Linked DNA regions of Mus musculus: region 2 is linked to region 1. A link is a loop called in an ENCODE intact Hi-C map of the cell type or tissue named here. Cell type or tissue: gastrocnemius. All regions are shown on one strand. Links, peaks and the distances in the headings refer to the core of each region. The heading gives the core; the rest is flanking DNA.

Evidence for each region. A loop is a pair of places that touch in the nucleus more often than their neighbours do. Peaks named below come from ENCODE experiments on the same cell type or tissue, not always from the same donor. Only the 100,000 strongest peaks of a DNase experiment are listed, where the experiment ranks them.
Region 2: it touches region 1 in a loop (2.7-fold over the local background); 4 of 42 quality-filtered maps call a loop at or near these places.

What each region holds. Positions count from the first base shown.
Region 1 is chr5:65,406,126-65,420,715 of GRCm38, forward strand. Ugdh (UDP-glucose dehydrogenase) reads right to left here. Exons shown (of 12, transcript NM_009466.2): 7 at 14,124-14,218; 8 at 12,353-12,483; 9 at 11,386-11,519; 10 at 10,896-10,987; 11 at 10,700-10,810; 12 at 7,096-7,938. The coding sequence ends at 7,831. It overlaps Lias (lipoic acid synthetase), which reads left to right. Exons shown (of 11, transcript NM_024471.5): 11 at 2,610-4,298. The coding sequence ends at 2,668. Among named protein-coding and RNA genes, the nearest start is that of Lias, 22 kb to the left of the region's middle. RefSeq lists an enhancer at 8,850-10,447. In gastrocnemius, for the core only: no CTCF peak of the experiment used is centred there; a DNase peak (open chromatin) is centred at 9,763.
Region 2 is chr5:65,634,828-65,650,176 of GRCm38, forward strand. Pds5a (PDS5 cohesin associated factor A) reads right to left here. Exons shown (of 33, transcript NM_001081321.3): 14 at 13,097-13,178; 15 at 12,261-12,309; 16 at 11,506-11,645; 17 at 9,193-9,308; 18 at 3,730-3,835; 19 at 2,915-3,075; 20 at 488-611. Among named protein-coding and RNA genes, the nearest start is that of Pds5a, 56 kb to the right of the region's middle. In gastrocnemius, for the core only: no CTCF peak of the experiment used is centred there; no DNase peak of the experiment used is centred there.

The DNA of each region.
Region 1 (14,590 bases), core at 6,591-14,590:
TGCAGCCCCTATTTTTTACTTTTGATATGTAGCTCTTGCTTTGGTAAGCTGACTGAGCTCATTTTGAAAGTATAGACATTTTCCAAGGGGTTAAAAACTCATTTGGAGCTAGGAATGTACTTCAGTGATAGAGCTCATCCAAGCATGCTTTAGGCGCCAGGTTCAGTTCTCAGCAGCACAGGAAGAGAGTAGGAAAGAAGCCGGGTAGTCAGGCTGCGGGGCCAGCATTTGGGAGGATGAAGAGGAAGCTGTTCCTCCCGTTCGTTAACTAGGGTCATCCATTGGGATTGGTAAACTAGGTGTTTAGGATATGTACAAAATATGTTAATTTATTAATGGTCATCTAAGGGATTTCTGTGTGCACTGAGATCTGAATCACAGATACAAGTTAGAATAAAAAAAAAAAAAAAAAAAAGAACCTTTTTTGTTGTTCATGATACTCAGTGTGCCTGTCAGGGAGGGAATCTGAGAGCAGGGCATGGCGGTTGTGCTCGAGTGTCCTAGCAGGTGGGAGGGGGAGGTCAGGTCGTCCTCAAGGCCAGCGTGGGCTCCAGGAGACTCTTGTTTTAAAGAAAAACAAACAAAAACCAAAAAAAAACCCAAAAACACGATAAGAAAATAAATTTAAGATATTCTCACGAACAGTTTATCCTAGTTATAAAAGCCAATAATTTGAACTCTATGCTATTTCTTAAATAGTAATAAAAGAAAGCATGAAGTTGGAGTGTATGGGAGGAGTTAGGGGGCAGAGTAGAGAAGAATATGATCAAAATATGTATTCATGTCTGAGATTCTTTTTTTTAAAAAAGATTTATTTATTTATTTATTTATTTTATGTATGTGAGTACACTGTAGCTGAACAGATGGTTGTGAGCCTTCATGTGGTTGTTGGGAATTGAATTTTTAGGACCTCTGCTTGATCTGGTCAACCCTGCTCACTCCGGTCTCCACTCTCTCAGTCTCTGCTCACTCTGGCCCAAAGATTTATTTATTACTATACATAAGTACACTGTAGCTGTCTTCAGACGTGCCAGAAGAAGGCATTAGATCTCATTACAGGTGGTTGTGAGCCACTATGTGGTTGCTGGGATTTGAATTCAGGACCTTCGGGAGAGCAATCAGTGCTCTTACCCACTGAGCCATCTTGCCAGCCCTAAGATTCTGAAAATTAATAAAAATTACAAGAATTTGGTTCAGCATTGACTAACAGGCTGTGAATTAGAAGTAAGAGTTAAGCAGAATGGCTGGCAGGTTGGAATACATACAATACATACATACATATAATATATACATAAAATACATGCATATATATATACATGCATACATATACATACATACATACATACACATACATACATACATACATACATACATACATACATAGGCTAGAACCAGTATTAGCTTCTAGAAATGGGTACCTAGAGTAGTATTTATTTTGTTTTTTGTCTTTTCTTTTTTGTGGTGGGTGGTTTTTAATTTCTTTGTTTATTTGTTTAGAGACACAGTCTCACTGTATAGTCTTTGCTGACCTGGAACTCATCATTTAGGTCAGACTGGCCTCAAACTCACAGAGATCTGCCTGCTTGTGCCTGCCTGTGCCTACCTCCAAGGTCTGGGATTAAAGGTGTGGACAGGCATGTACGGCATAACGTGATATTTAAAAGGAAATTTCCAACATTTATAAGGAAATGAATTATGATCTTTTAGTGCTTTTAAAGTCACTACTAAGAGAGAGAATGTTGGTGTAAAGAGCATTGGGGCCCAGATGGTGGGCTCCAGTCTGGTGACCTTTGTTCTGTGTCCACCAGATTTAGGCGAAGGACTGAGCAGTACAGACTAGATGCTCAGGATCTTCGGTAATCATATCGGATGATGGTGGCGCTCTGATTGTATTTGTAAGGTGACAGAGGAGCTGATCCAACTCCTCATGAAATGAAGCCTGTGGGGCCACTCTGCTGCGGGAAGCCTGCGCTCATCTGAAGCTGCACTGAATGGAGCCTAATGGGCTGGAAGGGCGTGTACGCCTCAGCACAGGAGCTCAGGCTCCAGCACAGGCAACAAAAGCTCATCAGGGAAGCAGAGCTTGTTTCCCTGGAGGGCGAGGGAGTAAGAGATTCCATCAGATGAGCGCTCCGCTGCAGGGAGGGCCGCTTTCTAAGCATCAGCTCCAGGCTAAAGATGGTGGAACTGCTCTCATGTCAGTGAAGAGGAATAGTCAGCCTTCACCACAGTGAGGCAAGCACGCAGAACCAGACCCACGGGCTCAGTGGGCCGTCTTGCAGAACATTTGGGTACTGGAAGGAATAATAGCTGAGAGTGTAGAGATGAAACAATCCCTATGGTCCCTGAGCAGGCCTGTGCTGTTACAGAGCGAGAAAGGGCAGGGGAGATGTGGTAATACATTACAATCTCAAAAAACAAGAAATTAAACCAAAATCACTGGGGAAATGCCAAAGATAAGGAGTACTTAGACATAGATAGAAGTACTACAGCCTTTGAAATCTGAGATGAGGGAAGTGCCTGTGTTCTGTGTGAGGGCGGGATTCTGAAACAGCAGCTTGTGGCTGGCTTTAGGGTGATATTCATGCATTTTTATTTTTCCTAAATAGGTGAATTTTTCCTGAAAAATCTAGTGGCTAGAAGAAAAACAAAAGCTTCTAAAGTGTAGCCAAGCCCTTCAAGATCACAGGAGTGTTGCGATTTTGCTTCCAGTTGGTGTGAGGATGGTGTCACCCTGTCAGGATTCCTGTGAGTGCAAGGCAGCACCGTTCTGAAGGGTCTGATGGCTGATCGAAGCGGAATGGTGTATACCTGTAATTCCACCCAGGAAAAAAAAAAGGAAAAGAAAAAGAGAAAAGAAGAAAGAAAAGAAGCCTATAACCCTGTAAACGACACACATTTAGTGATAATTCATGGACTTCTTGCTGGCCTTTGTCCTCATCCTTGTCAGTGATGACTTGATCACAGAACAGCTTGGAACGGCTTGCTGTTGCCATTGTAATTCAAGTCTATGAACATTTAGAAGATCTTATAAATTACAGTAACCCATGTGAAATTTCTTTTCTTAAAAAGATTTATTTTTATTTGCGTGTGTGTATGTGTGTGTGTGTGTGTGTGTTAGTGTGTTAGAGGAACACATGCGCACACACACATATGGACTCCGTGACACATAATAATCTTTGTAAGTCAGCCCCAGTGTGGAGTTGGGAAGGCTCACGAGCTCCCAATAATGTCAGTAGCTGAGGAGGGGAGGCGGTCTTCTTTAAGGGTGTGGCCTTTGTGTGACCCATGCTCTAGAGCAGTGGCTCTCAGCCTTTCTCACGCTGAGGCCCTTTAATACGGTTCCTAAAGTATGGTGACCCCAGCCATCAAATTAGCTTTGTTGCTACTTCATTACCGTGATTTTGCTACTGTTCATGAGTTGTAAGTGTGTGATACCCAGGGTATTGTGACCCTTACCCTCCCGCTAGGGTCGAGCCTTTGTGGTCCTTATGGACACTTCCTCTTGTAGTCATTACATACCCATGCACTCTGCTGTCCACAAATGTCGTAAAGCCTCTGGGCCACTGCTGGCTCCTTCCTACTCTTGTTTTATTGAATTACACAGCCCCTACTGGTACCTCTTGCTACTCTTAATTATAGTGGGTTCCTTACAAAAAGAACATACCTGTGTGCACAGGATAAGACATGATGGTACACACTTTGAACCTCAGCAGTTGTGTGGAAGATTGCAGTGAGTTGAAGGCCAGCCTGGGTCAAAGCCCTTTATTATCTGTCCTTCCAAACTGGATGTGGACTTTTTGTTGTTTGTTGAGACAGGGTCTCATGCAGCCCAGGCTACTCAGACTGGCTGTGTGGTAGAGGATGACCCCTGATGTCCTGGCTCTGTCCCTAAGTGCTGTGATCACAGGCCTGCAACACTAGCTGGCAAGGAGTACACTCTCACACCAGTACTTGGAGGCAATGGAGAAGATCACAGTATTCCAGGCCAGTCTAGACTGTGCAGCAAAGTCACCCAAAGTCACCTTCCTTACCTGCCTCAAGCAATCTTCTGTTCCTCATGTTCCTCCTGAACTCCAGACCAAACCCAGCCTTTATTTTCCTGTCTGTTGTGTGGGCTATGAGACAGGGTCTCACAGTGTAGCAAAGGTTATCACAGAACTCAGTTCTGTAGTCAGGGCTGTCCTGGAACTCCTGGCATCTGCCTGCTCTGCCTCACATTACAGGGAGAAAGCCACTCCACTCTGCCTCCTGCCTCTTTTTGTTGTTGCTAAATTTTAAAATAAGATCTACTTTTTAAAATTATTTGTATGTGTGTTATCTTACATAATTACTTGTGTGTGGGTGCCCGTGTAGGGCAGAAGCACTGGTCCAAGCAAGCCGCATCCCTGGCTCCCTAACCTTTATCCTAAGTACTGATTTATGATTTACATGGAATCCGTTATCCACACTACCTACTTTACAATATAGCCACATAAAGTTTCCTTTGTAAGACGCAGAGTAAACAAAGACAGGATTCTGAGTCAGAAGATAAATTGAGTTTTATTATTTTAGAAAGAACTTTCTCAGGTCATGGCTGTCCATATCACTCTGCCTCTCTGTGCCAGTGGACTCTTAATAACATTCTACTTCTGATATTAGAGTGTTCTCAGCAGCAAGGAAGAACATCTCTTCAAACAGGTTCTATTAATCGTGGGCATTTACACCGCCAAACAGCAAGTGCGTGTCAGAGATGACTTAGTGGTTCAAGGAAGCCATTAGAAACCATCAGTCTTCAACTCCTTCTCTCGAGTTGCGGCAAGCCTTGTACTTTGGATCCTCTCATCTTGGACACCCAACACTGACATTTACGCCTGTACCACTAGGACCAGCATATTGATTTATTACTAAGTATATATCTGTGTTCGTGTGTGTGTAGGGGGAGCCTTAGGAAGAACAGCAGCAAGTGCACTTAACCACTGGGGCATCTCTCTAGCCCCATTTGTTTATTTGTTTGTTTGTTTGAAACAGGATCTCATAGCCCAGGCTTGTCTCGTTATGTAGTCAAGGCTATCCTTAAACTCCTGACCCTCCTGCTACCATCTCCAAGTCTGTCACTTCACTTGTATCTCTAGGATGTGTGTCCAGAGGAGCACATACCATAGAGTGCAGTGGAGGTCAGAGGACATCGCCACGGAATCGGGTCTCTTCTTCCACCTTTGCATGGGCTTCAGGGATCAAATGCAGGCTTGTGTAGCAAGGACTAAACCTTGTACTTGGCTCTTAGCACTGTCTCTTTTCATTTCAAAAACCATTTTCTTTTACATCTAAAAAAAGTTTTTTTGTGTGTAGAGTAACTGTGTGACACACACACACACAACTCGAGCTCTCGTGTGCCTTACAGGGAGAGTGGAAGTCACAAGAAACTTGTAGCTGGTTCTCCTTCTACCATGTGGTTCCCAGGAACCCAACTCAGGGCAGACTTGGTGGCAAGCATCTTTTTTACCCACTTGGCCACCTATTGGTCCCAAAAAACAAACATGGTCTTTAATTCACACAATAGAGGACCAAAAGATCTCAAATCGCTGTACCCATTTAAATGTTGAGTCACATATTTCTTCCCCACCATAAATAGCAAATTTCCTAGGCTTTGTCTTTGGTCCATTTTCTTCCATTTGCATTTTTTCTACCTTTTGAACCATAACTGTATTCCACAATTATTTATTTTTCCACTCTAGGTACAGCTGTGTCCTGCAATTAAAAAGGAGTGCCTAATTTTTTATTTTCTTGAGACAGGGTTTCTCTGTGTAGACCTGGCTGACCTGGAACTCACTTTACAGGGATTAAAGGTGTGTGGCACTGTTAACCGGTGTAGGAGTGGCTAATCTTAACTGCTTTAGTAAGATGTCTTTGGGTTTATAATCCTATTGACAGGCATATACAGAGCAAATTCTAATCCTTAAATTTATGCTCAGGAGTCTTACAAATAAGGGTTAATCCTTAAACCAAGATGAGTTCTGATGTTTGCAAAGCTTTTCTGAGGGGCCAAATAGCCAATCGTTTTTATGTTTTGTAGGCCAGGAGACAAAAGTGAGACTGTTGTGTAGGAAATTCTATAAGCATTTAAAATGTAACTATGTGGGAGGCAGAAGCAGGCGGATTTCTGAATTCGAGGCCAGCCTGGTCTACAGAGTGAGTTCCAGGACAACCAGGGCTACACAGAGAAACCTTGTCCCAAAAAACCAAAAAAATAAAATAAAACAAAAATAAGATGTGACTATAGGGGCTGGAGAGGTGACTGGGTGGTTAATAGCACTTGTTTTGTTTCTGATCCCAGCACCCACATCGTAGCTTATACAGCTGCTTATAACTCCAGGCCCAGGGGCACTTCAATTTCTATTCTTCCTTACTCACACAGTTTCTAAAGGATGAGACATGTATCTGTGTAACAAGGCTTGTGTATCCTTAGTGCACACAGCATGAAATGGAAATAGCCACTGCGAAGGATTCATCAAGAGACAGAAAATAGAGGTTTGTAGATACGTCTTGGCCATTAAAGCCACTGACTGCTCTTGCAGAGGACCAGGGTTTGGTTCTCAGCGCTCACACAATGGTTTACAGCCATCAGTAACTTCAGTTCCAAGGAGTCTGATGCCATAGATAGGGAAACACTCATACACTTAAAAATAAGTACACATACAAAATGTTTAATGCAAATGGGGAGGCACACAGACGTTCTTTAAACGTATACTGGGCTACCTAGGTGGCTCGGGGGATGAGGGTGCCCACCACTAAGCCTTGCCATGGTTCAGCCCCCAGGACTCACACTGTGGGATGACATAACAGATAGATACCCCAGAGTTTCTTCTGACCTAAACACACACAGAAAAAAAGATAGATAGATGGAATAAATGTTTTGAAAAGTGCTGAGATGGCTGGGTGGGTGAAGGTGCTTGCTGCAAAGCTGCCCACCTGAGTTTGAAGTCCAGGACCCACATGGGAGGAGAGAGGTCAGCACTCTTAAGTGGTGGTGACCTCTGACCTCTGCACATGTACACACCTTACATCCCCTTCAAAAAAATATATGAACATAAAACATACGTAAATTGAAGAATCTTTCCAGTCTACACATGGGATTTTATTTGTTTGCTTAAAGGAAAAACAATTTAATTGTAATAGAAATAAAAAATCAAAGATAACAAACATTTCTTGACTCACAGATGCAAATGTAACAAGCAGCTACAGAAGCTAAGAAACAAAATGAAATAGACCATACTGTTGATTTTTCTTCTCAGGTTATATTTTTTTAAAAAAAGAGAGCACTGTTCAAGTTAGGCAGGGAAGGAAATGCAGAGTGAGCTCTTGGGAAAAACAAAAAAACAATTAAAACCTCTAATGACATAATCCCATTAAAACAAAAGGCCAGCGAACTTTAACCAGCCCATACTAGCACAGTGATTTCATGGCTTCAAAGTCCCATTGAATGATAAGCAGACAACACATATGAGAACGAGACTGCCTTTCCCTTGTATTATTAAAGTGCAGTCTGTAGACAATTTGTAATGCTGAAAATGTCTAGGTTTCATTTTTATTTTACAAAAACTGACATTTAAAACAACATGATTGTTTTCCATTCATTCAGTAACTGAGAGGACAATAATATAAAAATATGTAAAAATTACTCTAGACTCATAATTACTGGATATGCTAATACCCATATAGCTAGTATAAATTTGATGATTACAAAAATATTTTTGTTTCCTTAAAAACATGTAGTTCATTTACCATTTAGTATCAGACAGACACTGGCTACCCTGAAGTACCACGTTATCCCAGGTAAGAGGGCAATGTCTAGACTTTGGGTTTCTTGTTAGGTGGGTCCTGAAGACTAAACTTCGGAATCTCACCAGGAGTGTACGGAATTCTCTTGGAAGACACCTTTTTGCCAATTGTTTCAATCTGAAGAGAGAAAAAAATAGAACTATTAATCACAGCACATGTATGTAAGAGCTCTCTATACTGCAGAGATGGAGAAGATGAGAAACTCAAGTCCTCTGAGCTGCTGAGAGGTCTTTGGCTCTTTATCTTTTGATGTTTCTAGAATCAAGTGCCAGCCCACTTTGCTGGTTGACTTTGTTGGGGTTTACAGAGACAGTCTTGCTGAGTGCTGGCCTCTAACTCACAGGACCTCTTGCTTCTGCCTCCCAAGTGCTAGAGTTACAGGGTGCACCAGCACCTGCAATTATCAAGTTAAAAAAGACACAAGCACCTCACCTTTTATGTATCCGGGTAGTTGGCATGTACGTCCGTACACCAGAGGGGCTCAGACAGTTGTGAGCTGCCTTATCTTTTTTTTTTTTTTTGGTAACAGGTTTTCTCTAGCTGTCCTGGAACTCACTATGTAGATCATACATACATACATACATACATACGAGGGTTTGCCTATATGTGCACATACTAGGAACTGAAATCAGGGCCTCCTGAAGAGCAGTGAGTACTCTTAAAGTCCGAGCCACCTCTCCAGTCCACACCACCCCTTACCAGTGTAAATTTATCTTTTCTCTAGTAGAGATAAACATACTATTCTATTTCTATATCTCGTTTGAATTAAAAGTTAATTCTTTCATCTGACTCACACTACAAGGGATGCCTGCTTTATTTACAGTAGTCTATTTTCTTACCGAGTGACTTACATACTCTCCCTGAGTTAGGGCTCCCATTTCCTATTTTATCTTTGAGGCAGGCCTGGAGCTACCTATGCAGCAGAGGTGACCTTGCACTCCTGGTCACCCTGCTTCTGCCTCCCAAGTGCACAAGTGGAGAAGGGCGCTACCAAACCCAGCTGAATTCAATTAAAAAAAAAATCTTACTGGGGAGTTAAGTTTTCAAAGAACTCAGGATCATTCTTTTTTTTTTTTTTATATTTATTTGTTTATTTCATGTATGTGAATACACTGTTGCTGTCCTCAGACACACTAGAAGAGGGCATCTAATCCCATTACAGATGGTTGTGAGCCACCATGTGGTTGCTGGGAATTGAACTCAGGACCTCTGGAAGAGCAGTCAGTGCTCTTAACCGCTGAGCCATCTCTCCAGCCCCAGGATCATTCATTTTTATATGCCTATATGTGCATATATATATGTACACTGTGTATGTGGCTGGTATCCTTGGAGACAAGAAGAGGACCCCTAATTACCTAGAACTGGAGTTAGAGATGTCTGTGACTCACCATGTGGGTGCTGGAAGGGTCCTGTGCAAGAGCAGAGCCATTTCTCCAGGCATTGAGTTAGTTAGTTAGTTAGTTAGTTAGTTAGTTAGTTGTTGTGACAGGTTTTCTGTAGCTGTCCTGGAACTCACTACATAGATAGACCAGGCTGGCCTGAAACTCAGGGATCCAACTGTCTCTGTCTCCCAAGACCTGGGATTAAAGGTATGCACCCAGCTAAAACTTTTAAAAATATTTATCTTTCTATATTTGTCTTGGAAATAACATTTAAAAAACAACACTCCAAAGTTTAAATCAAAACCAGGGAAAAGCAGCCCTGCTGCTCACTTGCTCGCTAAGGAGAGTAAGATGGGGGAGTTTCCAAGGAGTTAACAGAGTTGCCAGCTGACTCTGCTGAGACCTCGTATCTCACAAACAAACGGCAGAGAAAAGGCCCTCTAGCGAGTGAGTGAGAGGTTAAAGAAAGCAGACCAGTCTTTGTGGTGAGCAGATAAGGCCTTCCTGGCGCTGCCGCTAAGCCAGTGCTAAGGCCGTGCTGAAGCTCAGTTTGGCGCCATGCTGGCGGCGGCGGCCCTCCTCCACCAACTGTTCTTCGTCTTCCCTAAATTACTCTGCCAGGAGCCTCTCCGCCGTCCACACGGCTGCAGGAGGCTGCAAGTAACAACTCGCTAGTACTTGCAGAGCCCTGGTGCAGCAAAGACCGGTGACACACAGATGCTCTGCTCTGGGCCTGTTCTGCCAGCTCCCCAGCTCCACATGAATGAATGCGAATGCAGACAGGGCTCCTAAGGCCCACATTGTTCCCTCAGACTTCTCACGGCACAGGCAGGGCTGAGTGTCTGAAAGGTACGGGAGCAACACCAGGCCGGCCACGAGCCTGGGTACCCGGCGAGGTGGATGGTAGCTATTCTCACAGGAGGATGACAGTGTTGTTCCAGGTGAAGCAGTTCCTCAGAGGCCACCCACAGTCAAACCCCACCCCTCACCCAGGCTTCACTGGGGTAAAGCTCAGCTGTGCATAACAAGAGTGCACCATGGAACCACAGTGGGTCTTCTTCACCTTTACGATAGGGCACACACTGTTTCCGTATGATAGGCACCTGATACCCTTCTACTGCCAAGTAAAGGACACCAACCTTAGGTTACAAACGAACAACCCAGACTTTGCAGAGAACAGGCCTCTTGTCCTGGTTATCTTACTGTCCTACTGCTAACTTAGAAAATGTGACGCTTTGAAACCCATCAATGGGTTCACAGATCGTCTGGGTGGGCACTGAGGTGGCTCAGAGGGTAAAGGTACTTCTGCCCAAGCCCGAAGCCCTGTGACAGGAGAAGGAAGGGGTGGGCGAACTGACTCTACAAAGTTGTCCTCTGACCTCCACATATGCCCCACCCAAAGTCATGCATATACACACACAATAATAACTAAAACAAAATAATGATAACCAGACCAAACCAAACAAGCAAAACAGCCGGCTTAGAATCCTGATTACCTGGAAGCCAATGGTCTGTAGCTCACTGTGGAGCCCATCCAGGACACGCCGACCATCAAAGATAAAGGCTGGCTTCAGCATTTTTTTATGAATCCGTTCGTAATCCAGTTCCTGTGTAGATGTACCAGTGAATAATTAGGACACACATGTAGACACAGACCCAACTTGTGTTTGCACTGGAATGCCTCTACATCACCTTAAACATGTCCCACTCAGTGCAGATAACGAGGGCATGGGCGCCATCACACGCTTCGTATGGGTCCTTGGAAATGGTCACCAGTCTGGACACTATAAAAACAGCAACGACCAAGAGAGATGAGACACAAACGAGGCACGGGAAGTTACGTGTTTTAACACTGTAGAAGGAGTGTCTGACAGTGAATGAATGGGAAGTGGGAGCCAGGAGCAACCCCACACTTTCTTCACAAGTATTTCCTGGGATGTCTGGGGCTTTGTGGATACCACTCAGCTGTATCCCTGGCTCCTGCAAAACCTACCAGATTAAAGCACAGCTGATGATGTCAGCTCAAAGCTGAGAACACAGTAGCTAAGAGTTAATTTTAGAGAAACAAGGCAAAGCCCTGGCAAGAAGTGACAGCAAAACAACTACTAAATAAAGGGTTCATTCAAAGACAAGCCAGCTGTGTGGGTTTCACCCAAAGGCTTTGTGGGAGAGTCAACCCTACCTTGGTCATCCGCTGAGACACCCGGATGAGAAAGGTCCACCACTATTTGTTCCCTGGGTACTTTTGGATCATATATGTGGAGGTGTGCACCCTCGTCCATCAGGTACTTGCTAATGTAGATACTGGAGGATTCTCTGAAGGACAAACAAATCAGTATTGTTTGAAAGGGCATATTCTAATAACAGGGAATTTAAGAGATGGGTAAGTTCTGGTTAAGCTTAATTGGAGAGGATACAGATGCTTTTTTATTGTCATGCCACACACACGCACACACACGCACACGCACGCGCACGCGCGCGCACACACACACACACACACACTAGGGCTCACAGAGAGAAAAAGGAGACACACAGGTCCTCTTCTGCTTATTATGACACCATACTGACAGCCCACGCCTGGCATCTTTATATGATGGAGAATAAAATACTATAGAAAACACGTATACATATATGTGCTTCCATTCATTTATGCTAACTGAAATACAAGGATAAGATGAAAGTTTCCATACCTTCAGAGGGTTTTTATGGGTTTTTTTTTTTTACATGTATTTTTGTGTGTGTGTGTGTGTGTGTGTGTGTGTATGTGTGTGTTGAATCCCATGAAGGCTTAGAAGCAAGTGCTTTTATGCACTTCTGGCCCTGACATGTTTTCAAGTGAGCCAGTGAGATAATTAGCAGGACAAAGTGGACCCCACTATGGAAGGGGGGTCCCCACTCCGCCTTGTTCTCTGACTGCCACACCCTGTGCACTCACGCACAAACACTCCTCACCACGCCATCCTGGCTGGCCTGGAACTGGCTATGTAGACCAGGCTGGACTCCAGCTCACAGAGATCTGCTTGTCTCTACCTCTACCTCCCAAGATTAATACTGTATTTGGTAAGTATCAGAAAAATTAACAAACAACCCCCCCCACACACACACAAGCACACACACATATTTTTCTAAATGTTTTAAAAAACAGGTACCTGGTATCACCAGTATCCTTTTTGAATGCAAACCCCAAGATAGCTATCTTCTTATCGGTCACTGTATTAAACAGGCTATCTATGATCCGTGATGCAAACCTCCTCCTCTGGTAGTCATTCATGTCTATGACCTGAAAATAGATGTATAATTTACAATATTGGCTCATAAAAGTGTAGTCTAGGACATACATGTGGTTTTATAACAAATTCTACGATACAAATATACAGCTTACATATTAATGACAAAGTTTACCTAACACTGTTATTTAGATTTAAATCTAAAAATTAGAAATCCACCAATTGCCAGATATGGTGGCATACACCTTTAATCCTAGCATTTGAAAGGCAGACAGAATTCTGAGTTCTAAACTAGCCTGAACCAGAGAGCAAGTTACAGGACAGCTATGGGTATACAGAGAAACCCTGTCTTTCAAAAAAACAAAATGAACAAATAAATAAGATAATAATAAAACACACCAATTCCTTTCCTTAGAGCCTTCTTGAAATGTTCACTTTCTTTTACTTGATCTGCTGTGGGTGAAGCTGGGGTGGATGAGAAGATGGGCTTGCATTCTGAAGGCATCTGAGATCAGCCACAAGGCCAGCCTACAGAAGGCACCCCACAGGCAGCTCCTTAGCCCCTCATGTACTCAACTCATCGCTCGCCAAAGCTCACTCTGAGAAGAAAATGGCCAAGAACAGAGGGGACGCTACTTCTGCACAAACCGTGACACCACAAGCACCGGACAAGCTTTCACCCAAACATCCTGAGGGTGAGAGAGTCTGAGAGCCCCTGACACCGAGGCTGAGTTGCAGATGAAGTCGACACAGGGGAAAGAAGCGTTTACAGAAACTCCCAGGGACCATCTCAAGTCTCCGGAGCTTGAAAAGGGAAATCTGGACTTCATCTGCTCATTTGCATAATGAATAGCAAGCTAAAGCCACCTGCTAGGCTACTGAAATACATAAGAAGCGAGCCATCTCTACAGACTTGCTCATAGCCATTGCTGATGTCTGAAACTCAGAGAAACCCATTTGGAAAAGGTGCATAGCCTGGCAGGTACCTTAGGCAAATTATGTCATTTCTCAGAGTCTCCTCTCATCTAAAACTGGGGGACACTGTTAGTGATGAGGACTAAATGCTACTCTGCATACGAGGTGCTCCAAAGAGTACTCAGAATAAAAAGCACTCAGTACTCAGTACTCAGAATAAAAAGCACTGACAAGCTGGGCGGGGCTCCTGCTTTAGATTAAGAAACTGAAAGTATCCATAGATGCGAACTACTTGAAAATATTACAGTGCTGGTTCTTTAGTTTCGTAGAAAAGCATGGTTCACACCAAGTTCCAGGGTAGCCTGAACTACGCAGTGAGACCCTGTCTCTTATGATGGGGCATACCTAGTTTAGCACTGGGGAGGAGGCAGAGGGAATAGGTGTTCAAGGGCATTCTCAGCTACATACTAAGTTCAAGGCCAGCCTTTTACATGAGACAGTCTCACATGCACCCAAACATAAAGGATAATATAATTTTACTTCCTGGCTTATTCTGGGAGCAAATTTGGCTAAAAAAATAAGAAGTATTGGTGTATCAAAAATGCCCATCACAGCTGACTAGGAAAAAAAAGATTACTTGAAAACAGAACCTCATTAGATAAACCTGTAATAAGTAAATGTAAGGCCATTTCACCAAGGGCGCCATGTTTAATTAGAGTTAATTAGTAATGAGAAGTTTAATTAGTAATGAGAAGTTACTAACTACAAAGATATATACCTGCTGCCAGTAACGAGCTACTTCGGGCAGATTCAGAGCCTCACAGAGATAAACCAAATTCAGAACATCTTTTTGGAAGCAGCTTCCACCAAAACCTGAGGGAACAAAATAAGCTGACAATATTTTCAGGTAAGACCCAGAAACTAAATAAATCCTGTGGCAAAGCTTACACAACACCGGCAACTTATATTCAGATTTTAAGTAATAAAATTCAGATAGCAGAAATTTCTTGCAGCTACATGGTGAGTTCAAACCCAGCCTGGGCTGTATCAAGATGAAAAGACATAGAAAAAGTGTTTTATAAATCATGCGACAATTTTTTAGGTAATCAGTTCTTTAAGTGCATACTAACTGCTTCCCAATACAGGTTTCATTAAAGCTACATGTAACCTTTTTCCTCCTTTTCACATGTGAGAGTTTTGCCTGCATGCACATGTGTGCATCTTGGTCACAGGTTAGAGGGGCCG
Region 2 (15,349 bases), core at 3,504-11,503, 230 kb after region 1:
AGGTAATAATAAAATTGAAAAAATACAGAAAATAGATAATGCCCAAGTAAAACAGGTAGAAATAAGGACATCTGCATTATTCTCTTCTAATTTGTTATGTTGGTGGATTTTTTTCTTTTTTTTCTTTTTCTTTAATGCTGAGAAGACAGCTTAAACAACCTTGAATTGTAAAAATAAGAGTTTGTGGAAATATATCTCCAATTTGTAACAATAGGAATGCTTTTCAAGAAGCAGAGTCTGTCCAGAGATCATAGACAGAGAATGGACGAGAAGAGCAGTCTTCAGGTATAGTTGTAGGTACTTAAGCAAGGGCAGTTCAGCTGTGAGGATAAGCTAGCGTAGGCAAGACTAAAGCTAAGGAGAGTACTCTCATATGAAACACAGGACTAACAGTGTAAGAAGACATACAAACAGCCTTGAAATGTAGACTCTAACTATTCCAAAGCACAGAGCCTGACAAGCCAATGGAAACATATTCCATGTATACCTCAAAAATCTGTGCCAGCTGGACCTCCTTGTTTGAGAAGATGGCATGGATGCAGTGAACAGCCTGCTTTGCTTGGTGTGGAGTGCCCCGCTTGGCTTTCTGATGTAAAATGGGGATCAAGGTTCTGTAAAAATAATAATATAGTTGTGTTTTTCTTAAGTATACAAATCCCTAAGTCTCTTCTTATCCTCATTTACTCTACTTAGATATGTACTGGTGGTGAAGGCTTTCTTAGAAATTATTTGATTGCTAGAAAGATTTAAAGTTCCTTCTCTGTCTCACAAACCAAGACATACAATAGGGAACAATTTTTCATTTTAAAACTAAAATATGAATATAAAAAAATAACAAATAAACCACCCTTAATAATCTATGACTTGCCCTAGGGCATATAATCACATTTACATACTAAGAACACACTCCTAATTTTTCAGTTCCCTTTTAGAATTCCCTTCCATATTTCAAAGTAGCCAAGGAAAAAAGTAGCAGGAGGTCAAGTGTTATTAAACAGCTGAAATGATACTTGTGATGGTAGGTACACAGGAATAGAAAGGTTTCCAGTAATCATCTAGAACATGTGTAGTTACCATCCTAGGTATTTTTAAAATTGGATTAATTTGACTAATGAATATTAACACCTGAAAAGAAATATTATATATAGCAAAGCAAAGAAAGCAAAAACAAAAGAATGAACTACAACTGCCAAAGACCATATGAATAAGAGAAGGTGAGGCTGGATTTTCAAAGTTTAAAAAAAAAAGATAAAATAAATGCATTTAATCACTACGTTAACATGAAAGATAAACTAAAAGTGCATACATCTCTAGAACAATCTGAAAACAAGTATCTTAAAGCAATAAGCGCTGGCCATATAGAAAAGATGTATTTGAAGGAAATATATTCATATTAACGACAAAATATGTACATGTATCAAGACGGAAAGCATTCACAAAACAACAGTAACAGCTCTCTTCCTTTTATTTTCCTAGGCTCACACATATATCCCACCTCCAAAAGTCAGGCCCTTACGCACACAATGTCACCACCAGCATGGAGCCACATGAAACCCTTGGTTTCAACTTTTCAGGATAAACATAAACAATTATAATCAGGGTCTAACTAGTCCAGGTCTAACTAGTCAGGCCTGTGATGGTCAAGTGTCAGACTCCCTGAAGCTGGAATTAAAGTTATTCTGAGCACTAGTGTCCTCTGTAATCATATAGCAGTGTGTGCTTTCAGTTGCTGAGCCACCTCTCCAGCCCAAGATACAATTTCAATCAAGATGTAGGTATATGTAGTATTTTTTAAGTAAGCCTGAAATAATATAAAAACAAATGAACTTTTCCTCTGCTTTGTTTGTGTTTTCTAGAGTGCTGTAATTAAGAGGCACCATTGGGGTTGTTATTGAGGTCTTCAGTGTTTTTGCATTTCTGATTATTTCTTTTATCCTCAACTATTAAGGTTTCCATCTTTGATTCTAAAGTTAGCCATTCCACGTATATCTATTTTTTCTAATGCTTATTTTGATAAAGCATTCTTTTAAAAATAGGACTCTTGCCTTAAAATGTAAACTATTCCAAAGCTAGAAGAAAACGTCAAACTTGATCCTACATGTTAATAATCTTTTTTCCTTTTATGTGCACAGGGGTTTGAACAAAGGCCTCATGTGTGCCAAGCAAGTATTCTCTCACTGAGCTAAATACTTACTGCCCAGGTCCTTGTAAAAACAATTTTGAGACAAAGTCATTCTTGCCTGGTTTCTGACCTGTTCCACCAAGCCTGGCCCTAATAATCTTTTTGATTTGTATGTATTGCTATATAAACAATTAAATTTTTAGACCACAAAGTTCCTTGAAGACAGAGACTAACTGGATAATCCCTTTGTTCCACATAAATTCCATTTAATAAAACCTACACAAGTCCATTTGTTCTATTTTTATTACATTATGAGACAAATATTGTTCCTATTAGGTTTACCATGAATTTTTCATGTTTATGTTACCAATGAACATATGATGCAATGGACATATCAATGTGTTCTTTCACGTTTCCCATCCTTACCACAAGTATAATCCCAAAATGTTAAATGAAACTATGAAACTGTATTTTACTCTTATGATCACTGTTAATTACAAAGCAACTAATTAATATTTTATGAACACTACCATTTAATTCATATATATATATATTTGGTTGGGACAGGAAGTTGGTCGCTACTTCATTTATAGCCTACAAAAATTAGAAAGATACATGAACCATACTATTCTGTGATGGCTTTTGATTACTAGACTTTCAAGTCCCTTGCATCTCTACAGTTGGTCCGACTGCATCTATCCTACCTGTGATAGGATGGGGCAGGAGACAGAGAAATCATCACTCCCCCACACAGAAACCTTTACATTAACCATGTAAAAAAAAAATACTCACGACCGTATCTGGGGAAGGTCAGTTTCTATTTTGTGGCCTGTGTTTCTAAAAATTTGTATTGCAGCTTCTGCTACCTTGTCATCCTCCATTCTTAGGCACTGTAACAAGGACTCATATGTCTCTGCAGAGTGGAACGAGGTAGGATGTGTGAAAGACAGAACCTGGAGGAATAGATACACCTTTAGGAATACAGACAACAGCTCTATTCTATTTAAAAAAGAGTTTTCTTTCAATAAATAGAATGTAAACTTCTGGTGTGCAAACGCTAGCTGTAACACTTGGAATATAAATTACATCATTTAGCCCCAACTACAGTTACTTTTACTCAGAGACTTTAACAAGAATCCTGAGGGGTACGTTCCAGTCTCTTTCCCAAGATAGTTTACAAACATGTTACCAGGCATCTGTAATCACAGTATGTGGCAGGCTACGAGGCAGATGGATAGATGAGACTTTCATGCCAGTCTAGGCTATAGAATGAGATTCTTGTTTTTAAAAAAACAACACGTGCCGGGCGTGGTGGTGCACGCCTTTAATCCCAGCACTCGGGAGGCAGAGGCAGGCGGATTTCTGAGTTCGAGGCCAGCCTGGTCTATAAAGTGAGTTCCAGAACAGCCAGGACTATACAGAGAAACCCTGTCTCAAAAAAACAAAACCAAAACAAACCAAACCAACCAAACAAAAAAAAGATAAACCAAAAAAACTAATCTTTTGAATAATCTAACTTAAAATAATCCCCCTCATGTACACCCTAAAGGGAACGCCCTTATTTATTTTTGGAAGTTAATGGAGATAAAATTACCAAGAAGAAATACCTTAAGAAGCTCAAGTCCTGAGCGGATGGCTGAGTCTGGACTGACACCCTCCTCTTCATCATCGGCCGTCCCTTCGATTGACTTATTCATCAGTTTTACCAGTGCACTAGTAAGTGAGGAAACGCAGGTTAGTAAGACTACTGAAACTAGTGTAATGTATCCCAACTATAATATGATAAACAGAGAGTGTAAAAAGACTATGGTCAAAGACAACGTCTGTAGCCTGAGGATCAGTGTGGACAACACCATAGGAGAGCTTACGGTTATGTTACCCTTTCCAAAAAACTTAATGTGTTATAGTAATAAGAATCTGACTGATAAATAAGCCAGTTAAATAATATACTGTAATATTAATATTAGTTCTTCCAATATTTACACATAGAAACTTTTCACATATAAAGTGATTGTAATATATTTTAATAAAAACAATATAAAAATAGTTGAAGATTGGGCAAATGGCCATTCAGAACAAAATTCACAGAGTAGAAGCCAAGTAAGATGACTCAGTGGGTAAAAGTGCTTGCTGTCAATCTTGATGCACTGCATGTGAGTCCTGGAACCCACATGATAGGAGGCAAGGATTCCTAACATTATTCATTGACCTCAAAGTATGCGGAACACATGCATGTGCATACTCACAATGAGTAAGTGTAATGCAAACACATAGCAGTGAACATATGCAGGGAAAGTAGCATTAATTACACTAGGAAATTTATAGAATCAGTAATTCCATACTAAGAAATTACTAACAGAACCAATTATCAAAAAAAAGCATATTTACAAACATGCAATTGGAAACTGTGTACTGTCAATTATTTAATACCACAGAACATTACATGATCAATAAGATCCAACTACCTAACAGATCAGATGGTTTGTTTCTCAGACAAGGCCTCAGCTGTACCCTCAGCTGACTCCCTGAGGAGTCAGATCTGCCTAACTCAGTCAGGGTGGGAGGACTGCACAGGACTACAATTACAGGGCTCTACTTACCTCCTCTGGCTAAAGGCATAGCATTTAAAACAAAAACAGATATGAGACTGGGAGTGTAGTTTGTAGGCAGAAGGGCTGCCTAGCTTGTCAAACTCTGGGTTTGATCCTCGATGCCACACAACTGGGTGTGGTGGTGCTCACCTGTAATTCTGATAAAATTAAGGCTAAAGTGGAAGGACTGTCATGAGTTCAAGGCCAGTGTGGATACATAGCAATACCAAGACAGCTAGATACAGCAAGATACTGTCTCAAAAAACAGAGTGAGACAAGTATGTGGGTGTGAAAGGCAGGGTGAGAAATTTTTTCTCCTTTGTTGACATTATTGCTTCAATCAAATTATCATGACTTGTTTAGAGGAAAGAGTCTCTCTGTATATTGTCTAGACTCTCTCTTTTTTTTAAAGATTTTAATAAGATTTTTTAAGATTTATTTATTTTATGTATGTAAGTACACTGTCTTCAGGCACACCAGAAGAGGGCATCAGATCTCATTACAGATGGTTGTGAGCCATCATATGGTTGCTGGGAATTGAACTCAGGACCTCTGGAAGAGCAGACGGTGCTCTTAACCACTGAACCATCTCTCCAGCCTCTAGACTCTCTTTTAATTAACTCTTACTGATCATCAATCTGAGGAGGGTTTAACATATACTTGTGAAAATCAAGAAACTTGTTGCTGAGACGGTCTTACATAGCCTGGCTGGCTTTACACTCAATGTGTAGCAGAGGATAATAATGACTATGTGTTAAGAGCTGGACCACAGACATTTGTTACCATAAAGGATATTTAAAAAACAAAACAAAACAAAACAGAATGAACCTGAATTGTGTAATAGACAATTGAATATTAGCAGTTGGGAAGATGAAGGAAGAAAAATACAAGTTCAAGAAGCCAGCATGAACTGCAAAAAATAAAATAAAATCATTAGGGTGTGGAGGTGGCTCAGTGAGTGGTACCACATACTAACTACCACACCTGCAGACAATCAAGGTTTGGTTCCTAGCACTGATGTCACTTGGTTCAAGATAACTTCATCTTCTTTTACTTAAAGGAGTCTGTGTTTATTGTCTCACATTCCAACCTATCTCCTAAAGCAACTAGAATTATGAAAAAATATTTATACCTCTGATTTCTCAAATGTCAGTGTAGCTGAGGGGGACCAGGGCTCTACAGTCTTCTGTGCGCAAATTCTACCGTTTGTTTTTGTGTAGCATGGTGATGGTCGTGCGGGGGAGCAAGTCCCGAGTCTTTGTCATCAACAAAGCCCTAGAGTCACCTCTCTAAAGTATCAGAGAGAAACTGCACGGGCCATGGCACTCTCCCCTTCTTTCCTGAGCTAGCTGTTAGCATTTATTTAACTTCCAGGTATCCCGTGAGGCCTCCACCATTTAGTTTCTTTTCTCATTTTCTTTAAAGATTTGCTTTTTATTTTTTGTGTGCATATGTGGTGCCTACAAAGGGCAGAAGATGGCATTAAATGTCCTAGAGAAAGAGATACAGATGATTAATTATCAGCTGCCTAATATGAGTACTAGGAACTGAACATGTGTCCCCTGCAAGGACAATACATGCTCAAAACCTGGTATGATAGTGCTGACCTTTAACCACAGGAGAAAGAGGCAGATCTCTGTGAGTTAGAGGCCAGCCCGGAGAGTCTACATAGTGAGTGCCAGGACAGACATGCCTATTCAGAGAAGCCATCTCAGGAAGGAAGGGAGGAAGACCATATCATCTTCATCAGCACGAGGAAAGAGGACCCAGTTCTCTTCTTCAGCCATGTGGATTCTGGGAATCCCACTCCAATTACAGATAGGGTTGGAGGCATGTACTTTTATGTGCTCAGCCATCATGCTACGCTAAACTTCACACCTTATATAATTCATTCATAATTTTCTAAGTGTTGCCATTCCTTGTTAAAAAAATACTTTTCATAATTCATGTCATCATTGTAGCCTCAGTATTCAGTTCTTTCTCCTTACCTCTGTCCACTCTAATTTAGTTCATTCCTGAGTTTCAACCATTATCACAATGATCACATAATTTTGTGATAATCTTTTCTTTTGTATATTTTCTGAAACAGGGTGTAAATAAGCCCCAACTATCCTGGAACTCATCATGTAGATCAGGTTAGCCCTAAAGTAACAGAGATCTACCAGGCTCTGTTTTTTTGGTTCTGAGATTAAAGGAGTGTAAAAACAAAAACAAAAACATGTCTGCCACCAATGTTTTCTCTTAAAATCTTGATTATAAAATCTTCATGATGGGTGGTCTGAGCCTATATCCCCAACACCCAGGAGTCAGAGCCAGGAGGCTAACAAGCTCAGGACCAGCCAGGTCTATATATAAGGAAGTTCTAGGTCACTCATAGACATATAGTGAGACTCTGCCTCAAAACACCTAAGTAAATAATAAGAACCTTAGCACTATTTTGAAGTATATGCCTCCGCCCCCCCACCCCCCCCACAGAGTTATAACTCTGGCCTGTCTAAGTATTTCTTAATCTCTTTGTCCCTTTTCTTTGTTTGCTATTTCCACCTAAAACAACTATAAATATCAATCAGCATGTTATATATATGACACATGGTAAATTGTGTTAGATTATATGTTTTATGTATTATTTAATATGGATATTTACATACATATAAATTTCAATAATTTTAATATGTGATAATTATCATTACTGTAATTTTAGAGAGTGGTATACTGAAGCTCACAGTCCCTAAGCAACCCAGATTCGAGGCTAGGAACCTGGACGTTATCCCCAGTAGTCCTCACTCAGCTAACCCCAGTAATTTCTACTTCCTTTTAACACTCATCAGATACATAACTTATTTTTGAAGTCTTCTATAACAATACACCCACACACAGTTCAAGTTATATAACTTATTCTTTACTAAGTACACAATGTACTTTCCACAAAGCCACTAAGTTAAAAAAAAACCTTTATTTATAATAATATAGTAGTTTGTAACTATCTGGATAAATATAAAGAATATGGCTTTTACTTCTTGTGAAATAGGATTTCCCCACGTATCCCAGGTTGGCCTGCATATCACTATGTAGATCAGGATGGCCATAAACTAAAATATCCATTTGCCTCTACTTTAAACATGTTGGGACTAAAGATATACAACATATATGTTTTTCTCATAAAAATTAATAAACACTGACATTCTTACAAAATTACACTCGGGTAGAAATATTAACCAAGATGTTCTTCTTTGAGATCAAATAACTCATGATGAGATTTCAGCAGAGTCTGAACACTGGGAATCAAACAATAGTAATTTGCTGACAGGATGAACCCCTGTGAGACATCATGCTGTTACAGCACATTCCTTCTAAAGTTAATATGCACACTCAAGAGTTCCTATTTCTACTACACTGTATCTTTAACCCAATAAATGTGATGCTAGAGATGTAGGGGTGAACTGATTGATAAGAACATGCATTTAGCATTCGAAAGGTTCTGATTTCAATCCTCAGCGTGTGTGTGTGTGTGTGTGTGTGTGCGCGCGCGCACTCTCATGACTGCACATACACACAGCTGCACAAAAGGTAGGGGAGGCAGAAAGTAAAAGGCACATACCAAAGGATACTGACAAGAAATAATATGGCCACGATTTTGAAACTAACTATAAACAAACATGTTGTGACCCAACATTTTTTAGTTTTCTTTTTGTTTTAATTTGCAAAGTAGAAAACTGGATCTCGAAATCTTAAAAATAGTAGAGCTCATGTATAAGCTGTCCCATTGCTCAATAGTTCATAGATTCCAGCTACCAGTGTCTCAGAACTTGACTCTATCTGGAGATTGGGCAGTAAGGAATGATTATGTAAGGTGAAGTCACATGGATGGAGGAGCCTAGTCTTGGTTGAGCACTATTTTCTTAAGAAGAGTAGGAAACAGATTGATCCTGGGCATGCAAGGGAATGATCATGTGCAAACACAGTGAGAAGATGGTAGCTGTCTAGAAGACAAAGAGAATGACTTCAGAAAAAAATGTTAATATCTTGGTACTGAAAGTTTTAGTTTCTACAACTAAAAAGAAATTGTATTTTCTAACTTGCCAGCCAACATTATCCTATTAGGGTGACCCTTGAACACTAGAAGAACATGCCTTCTCACAGAACCACAATAATGACTCACACAGGTGACGTGGCTAATGCTTCCAGGTAGGTGCTACGTACTGAATTAGGTCCAAATCAGCATCTATGTGAATTAAGAATTAGTGAGTGCTATGTGCGGATTTTTCAAATTAGCATATACAGAATAAATCCAAATGCAGGTACTCTTTAAAAAAATAAATAAAAAATAAAACCTTAAATAATAATGCAATGCCTAGCCTTCTATTAGAACGGCAGGTACACGCTGCTATAAAGAGAGCTTTAAAGAGATGGTTTCCAGATCTCTATGGGCCCAGCACCTAAGCTCACCCCCATGCACTTTCCATGCACTTCCTACCTTACCTTATGGCTTCTGAATCGATGTGCACAGGAGCAATTCTTTCCAAAAGAAATTTGACCATCTCTAGAAAAGGGTTGGTTGGCTGCTTAGGATTTGCAAGTTTCCGAGCTATTTCCCTCTATAAAAGAAAAAGGTTTACTGTTTAGTTTTAAACCTTAGTATTTTTCACAATTAGATTAACTAAAGAAAGAGGATTCACTGAAAAACTGAAAACCCAGAAAAAGTGAAAACAATGTCTGCTTTAGGCACTGATTATAGCAAGCACTCACTGTAAAATCCAGACAGCAGAAAACAGAAAAGGGACAGATAGGTGACTTCTACTTATTGCCTTACGCTTCTGCTATAGAATTTTTATTTACTTTAATAACATAATGCTTTATTGAAAAATTTTTATTTATAAGTATGGATAAATGGTTTTATTATTTTATAATTTACTAGGATATTGCATTTTATTTCAGTTAATTTCCCTGAAAAGCATGTTTGTCCACATGAGCGTAATGCCCACAATTCAGAGAACAGTATTAGATCTATTTATCTCTATAAAAGAAAAATGTGAGGCTAGAGAGATGGCTCAGTGGTTTAATTGTCTGTATTTAAATTCAAGATGACAGTATTATATACCAACTACCCTTGACAAAGAATGGCATTCTTGCAAGAACTCTCTCATTTTTTTTAGACCTTCCAGGTGATGTAACCGTGATAGTACATCTTCAACCGTGGTAGTCCAAATCTCAGATTTCCAGGTGACAAGTCAGACTACATATATTTACCTTCTATTTTTTTTAAATTTTATTTATTATTACTAGTATGTGTCTTTTTTGTGGGTGCACGCTTTCCATGACTTATATGTAGAGAACAACCACCAGTAAGTATCCAGTTCTCTCCTTCCATTGTAGGTTTTAGTTTTGAACTCAGGTGGGAGCTTGCCACTAAAAATAGCTCTCTTCTATTTTATTCAGAAATGTTCATTTCCAGAAACTAGAGATGCAGTAGCCAATTGTGACACAATGATGCTGTTTCATTTAGATGCTGGCCTCTAACACTTTTTTTTTCAACCCTACATAAGCACAATGTATGACTCCACCCCCACCCCAATTTACAGGGTCTTGTAATTAAATTTTATATAAAAGAACATAGGTAATTTAAATAATATATACAAGTTATACTGTGCTAATAATTAATAGGAAGGTGAGAAAAACAGGAACTAGTAGCAACCTCTTAAATTAAATCTATCTAATTTAAAGGATTCTGTTTTCTCCCTCTACCACATGGGTACAGGATCAAACTCTTTTGACTTCATAGGAAGTATCTTTATCTACCAAGCTATTTGATTGGCTGTCTTATTTATTTATTAACAGCAGACAAGCAAACAAACAGGATCGCGATACTGATTGCAGACTGGTCACGAAGTCATGGTGATTTTCTTGCCCTGGTCTCCTAAAGTCTGAGATTGCAGACAAGAACTACCATGCCTAACTATCATGCTCTTTTTCATTACAAATATAGTATTTAGGTCCAACTTTCTGATTCATAAAACCAGCAGCATTGATTGCATACATTTCTTGCTCACTGAATTCATTCCAGGATATTTTAATTACAAACACCTGAGTTTAACTTTAAGACTAACATGTTCCCAGACCATTTTGTAAGAACATCTATTATAATCTTTAATCCCCTGTTACATATTTAAATCATCAATCCTTTTCAGAACAAGGGTAAAAAGTAAATAACCAAAATGTTGATTTTTTAATTCATATTTAAGCCTGATTCTTTGGTATAATGTGTCACAACTTCATAATAGCATAAATGCTGAAGACAGAAACAAAATATGTTTTTCTCCCTGAGTTTCTGTTATGATCCTGGCTTCCCATAAAATAATAATAAGTGCAAGAAAACAGAAATCTACCTAGGAATTCCTTTCTTTCAAATGAAATCTCATGTGATGACATAACTACAACTAAGTTATTATCAGGTTTTGTTCCCATGCTCAGAGATGAAAGGAGGAAAAGCATGCATACAAAACATTTTGAATTCCTTCCATTTCTTAAGTGAAGAAACACACATTAAATAAAAAGTGTTTTATCTTGGTTATTTCCTAGGGACAGTCTCTCTGGCTCAAATCTGATTTTTTTTTTCTTTCCCGCTTGGAATATGGCTAGAGAGTGTTTAGGAAATGAGAAATTAGTTACATCTAAATAGAACTCTAAATATCTTAGCATCTACCATACAGTTAAAGTCAGAGAAAAAAAGTAGTTGTAATAAAATACAGATTTCCTAAAGTTATTAGAGAAAATATAAAATCATGATTCACTAACCACACAAACGTCAGCCTGCTTGCATGAACAGGTTGGGCTGATTAATAATTCCAACTGAGACCTCAGTTTCTCATCATCACCAAGAACCTGGTTAAATTTCTTTACAAAATCTTGTGCTTTTCCAGGGTCAGGCAAATTCTCTATGAAATGAAGAAAATAAATATTAGACAAAAAAAGATAACTACATTATAACTGTCTTTAAGACACTGGCAAGGAGCTGGAAAGACGGCTAAGCAGTAAAGAATACTTCCTACTCCTACAAGGGACTCAGTACCTCTGTTGGGGAGTGCACGACTGCCTGTAGCAACAGCTCCAGGCACTGCAGGTACATGTGCCCACACAGACACACATGCTTACACATAAGTAAAAATAAAAGCAAAGTAAGGCTAAAAAATACATTTAAAAAGTAAATAAATACTGATTGAGTCACTGAGAAAATCTGACGAATGGCACTGATAAACAAAATTAACGATTTATCTTTTACCACTCTATCATTGGCTAAATTAATAACCTGTTTTGAGTGGGCTCAAGAGATAGCTCAGCAGGTAAGAGCTCTTGCTGCTCTTAGAAAGGATCCAGGTTTGATTTCCTAGCACCTCATGTTGGCCTACAAGCATCTGCAAGTAACTCCAGTTCCAGGAAACTAGACAATTACATCATACATACATACAAAACATTCATACACTTAAAATAAAATAAAAATGAAAAGGCCTGTTTTGATATTACATGCTCACTGGGTAAATAAGCATACTCACTTGCTATGGTCATCAGTTTCCCAAACATGGCAGAACAGTTCGCTTCTGACTGAAATTTAAACCATAAAAAAAGTACTAGTCATTTCAATTAATAATATACTCACATTGTACAATGTGTTCCTTAGCTTTAAATAGACTCACCATAATCACACTAGAAAATGGCTAACCCCCACCCCCACCCGCCTATGTGTGTTTGTCTGAGGGGAGGGGGAACACTAGCAAAGAACAGTGGAAAGTAAACATTAGGATAAGGACAAAGCTGATGGCAGCAGGATGGCACTGAAAGCTCAATAGTGAGGAGTGGCAGCATGCGCCTGTCATTCATCTGCTGAGGTAGGCCCACTGCTTAAAGGCAGAAGTCAGTCAGCCTAGGCTGCATGACCAGCAAGCTTGTTGAAACTCTCGCCACCATGCCTTTCTGCTGTGGTGGACTGTCCCTAATATTGTGAGCCAAAACACACCGTCCTTCTGTAAGTTCTCTGGATCTTGTCGAGTACTCTGTCACCATAGTAAGGAAAGTGACTAGTATATGACTAAAATCTCACCTAGCAATGCTGAGAAAGGAAGGCTGTCAAGGAATTTGCCGCAGATTATTAACCTGGGTAACAGTGATTTCTAGACCAGTTTGAGCTAAAAAAAAAAACAAACCTCAAAACCAACCAATCAAACAAACAAGAAATGCTTAAGAAACTAACAAAAAAGGAAATTTAGCTCTGAAAACAGCTTAACTGACATTAAAAATTAAAACCCCTTGAGATAATTTAATTACATTATACCACAAAAAAATTAAACATTGATTTACAATCTATGATTTTAAATAAAAATCATAAACCTACTGTAGGCTGCTTGTGTAAGTCCAATAGTTCACGCACATGACTTCGAAGCATGTTCTGACATTTCCACATTTCATTGAGAGCTCTGTATAAATATGAAAAGGTACATTATTTAATAACATTACAAACTGTTCAACTTTTTTAAACTTTTTGTTTATTTGTTTGAGACAGGGTTTCGCTATGTAGTCTGGCTGTCCTCGAACTCACTTTGTAGACCAGGGTGGCCACCCACTAGAGGTCCATCTGGCCTCTACCTCCCAACTGTTGGGATTAAAGGCGTGAGCCACCACACCTGACTTTATAAATTTTCTTATGTGTTATTTCTATATTCATATATGAAAAATGTATATAACAGTTTATTAGCACTTAAGGGAGTTTAATATAAGGCTTATCATAATAGGAACTAATATTTTTGTAATGCTAGAGATAAAATCTGGAATTTTAAGCATGTTAGGAGGGCATTTTATCAATGAGAAGGAATGGTTAAGTTCCAAAGGATCAATATGATCTTTCTGGGGAGGTCAAAAATTGACTTAAAGACTATTTAATCCTAAACAAGGGAAGCTACAGAGTTCTGGTGTAATGAAAGATAAAACAGGAAAATCAAAGGAATGAAAAAGCCAGGTAGAGAGTATATAACTGGGAGGAGGTATATGGAAACTGGAGTACATCACAGATAAATAAATAAGGGCTACTGCATGCCAGAACAAGAGAGCTATGAGGATGAAGTCAGCGGGAAGCCTCTCCCTAAGGACTAAGCTCTCACAGTCCACAAAGTGCTATACACACTTCCGAGGAAGGGAGCAGCCAATAGCACTACCCAGCTGTGGCGGGTGCCTAGGAACCACAGCTAGCATGGCACAGTAACTAGTTTCACTCCTATGTTGGTTGTTACTAACATCTCTCTAATTATCGTTATCCTGCAACAGGAGGGACAATCATGCCTGGTATTAGAAACCTAGACAATACCCCGGGCTAGGGAGATCATGAATCTTAGAGATAAACTAACACCATTTATTAAACCAGTACAATTACTAATTATTTTTCATCAAAGAAGCTTCTCTTTACAACAGATGAAAATAACAACTACCAAAATGCAGAGGACAGTGACTCTGTCATAATCATCCTTAATCCACATGTCTACTACACAGTGAAGGCAACTAAGACTTAGGGAACCCCACAGACAAGGGAGCAGAAATATTTTATGGAGCAGAGGAACAGAAAATCTGCTAAGACTGTATCTCTTAGAAAGGGGAGGGGAAATTTTACCTGGAATACAGGTAAACTATACCTTAATATTATAGATGCCTAACCAAGACCTGAACAAGGGACAATACTAATAGACATGCTAACATGGAAAGGAAAACCTCACGAGGCCCAAAACCTAGACAACACTATATGCAACTAAGGAAATGCTAAGAGGGATGCACTCCCAAGTTCATTATCTAACACCAACTGGTTAGCCCTAAAACCATATACACATAAATAACACTAAAGAGACTCAGGTGTACATGCGCACATACCACCCCCAATAAGAAGTAAATAAAAAGAGGCCATGACGTCAAGAGGGAACAAAGGAAGGTGTGATACATGAGAAGTTAGAGGAAGAAAAGGGAAGAAAATCATGTGACTGTAATTTTTAAAAAATGTTTTGGTTTTTGTTTAGTTTTTTTGAGACAGGGTCTCTCTACAGAACTATGGCTATTCTGGAGCCAGAAATCCTAGTCCTCATGAATGTGTCTTTGTAGTCAAGATCTTGCATATCCAGGTTAGGATTAGACTCACTAAGTAACCAAGGCTGATAGCTTTATTGGTTGAATACCTGAAATTTTTTACTAACACCATTACCAAAAGAGTGTGTGAGCAGGTGATAAAAAACACATGGAGACATCGTCTCACATGTGCAGCAGGGTAGAGCTGGCCTTGGTAGCTGGGGTTGCTGATGAGCCAGCCCAAGGGAACAAGTGTAGTAGAGCCATCTGACTGAAACTCAGATATCGTTCAGACCCAGATCTGGGGCTTTGCATTGGCCCTGCCCAACACTGACTTGATTGATGAATAGCGGGGATGCATGAAGTGACCAGCCAGTCCTACAGATCCAAAACTACATGATTTCTTTCCATGGCACAGGACAACAGCAGGATAGCTGAGAGAGTCCTAGTGAGGATCCAGAACTGATAGTCTAGCAGAAGATAGAGGCCTCATACCAGACAAATAAATTATTGCAATGAACATCTATCTGTAAATAAGTAAGTA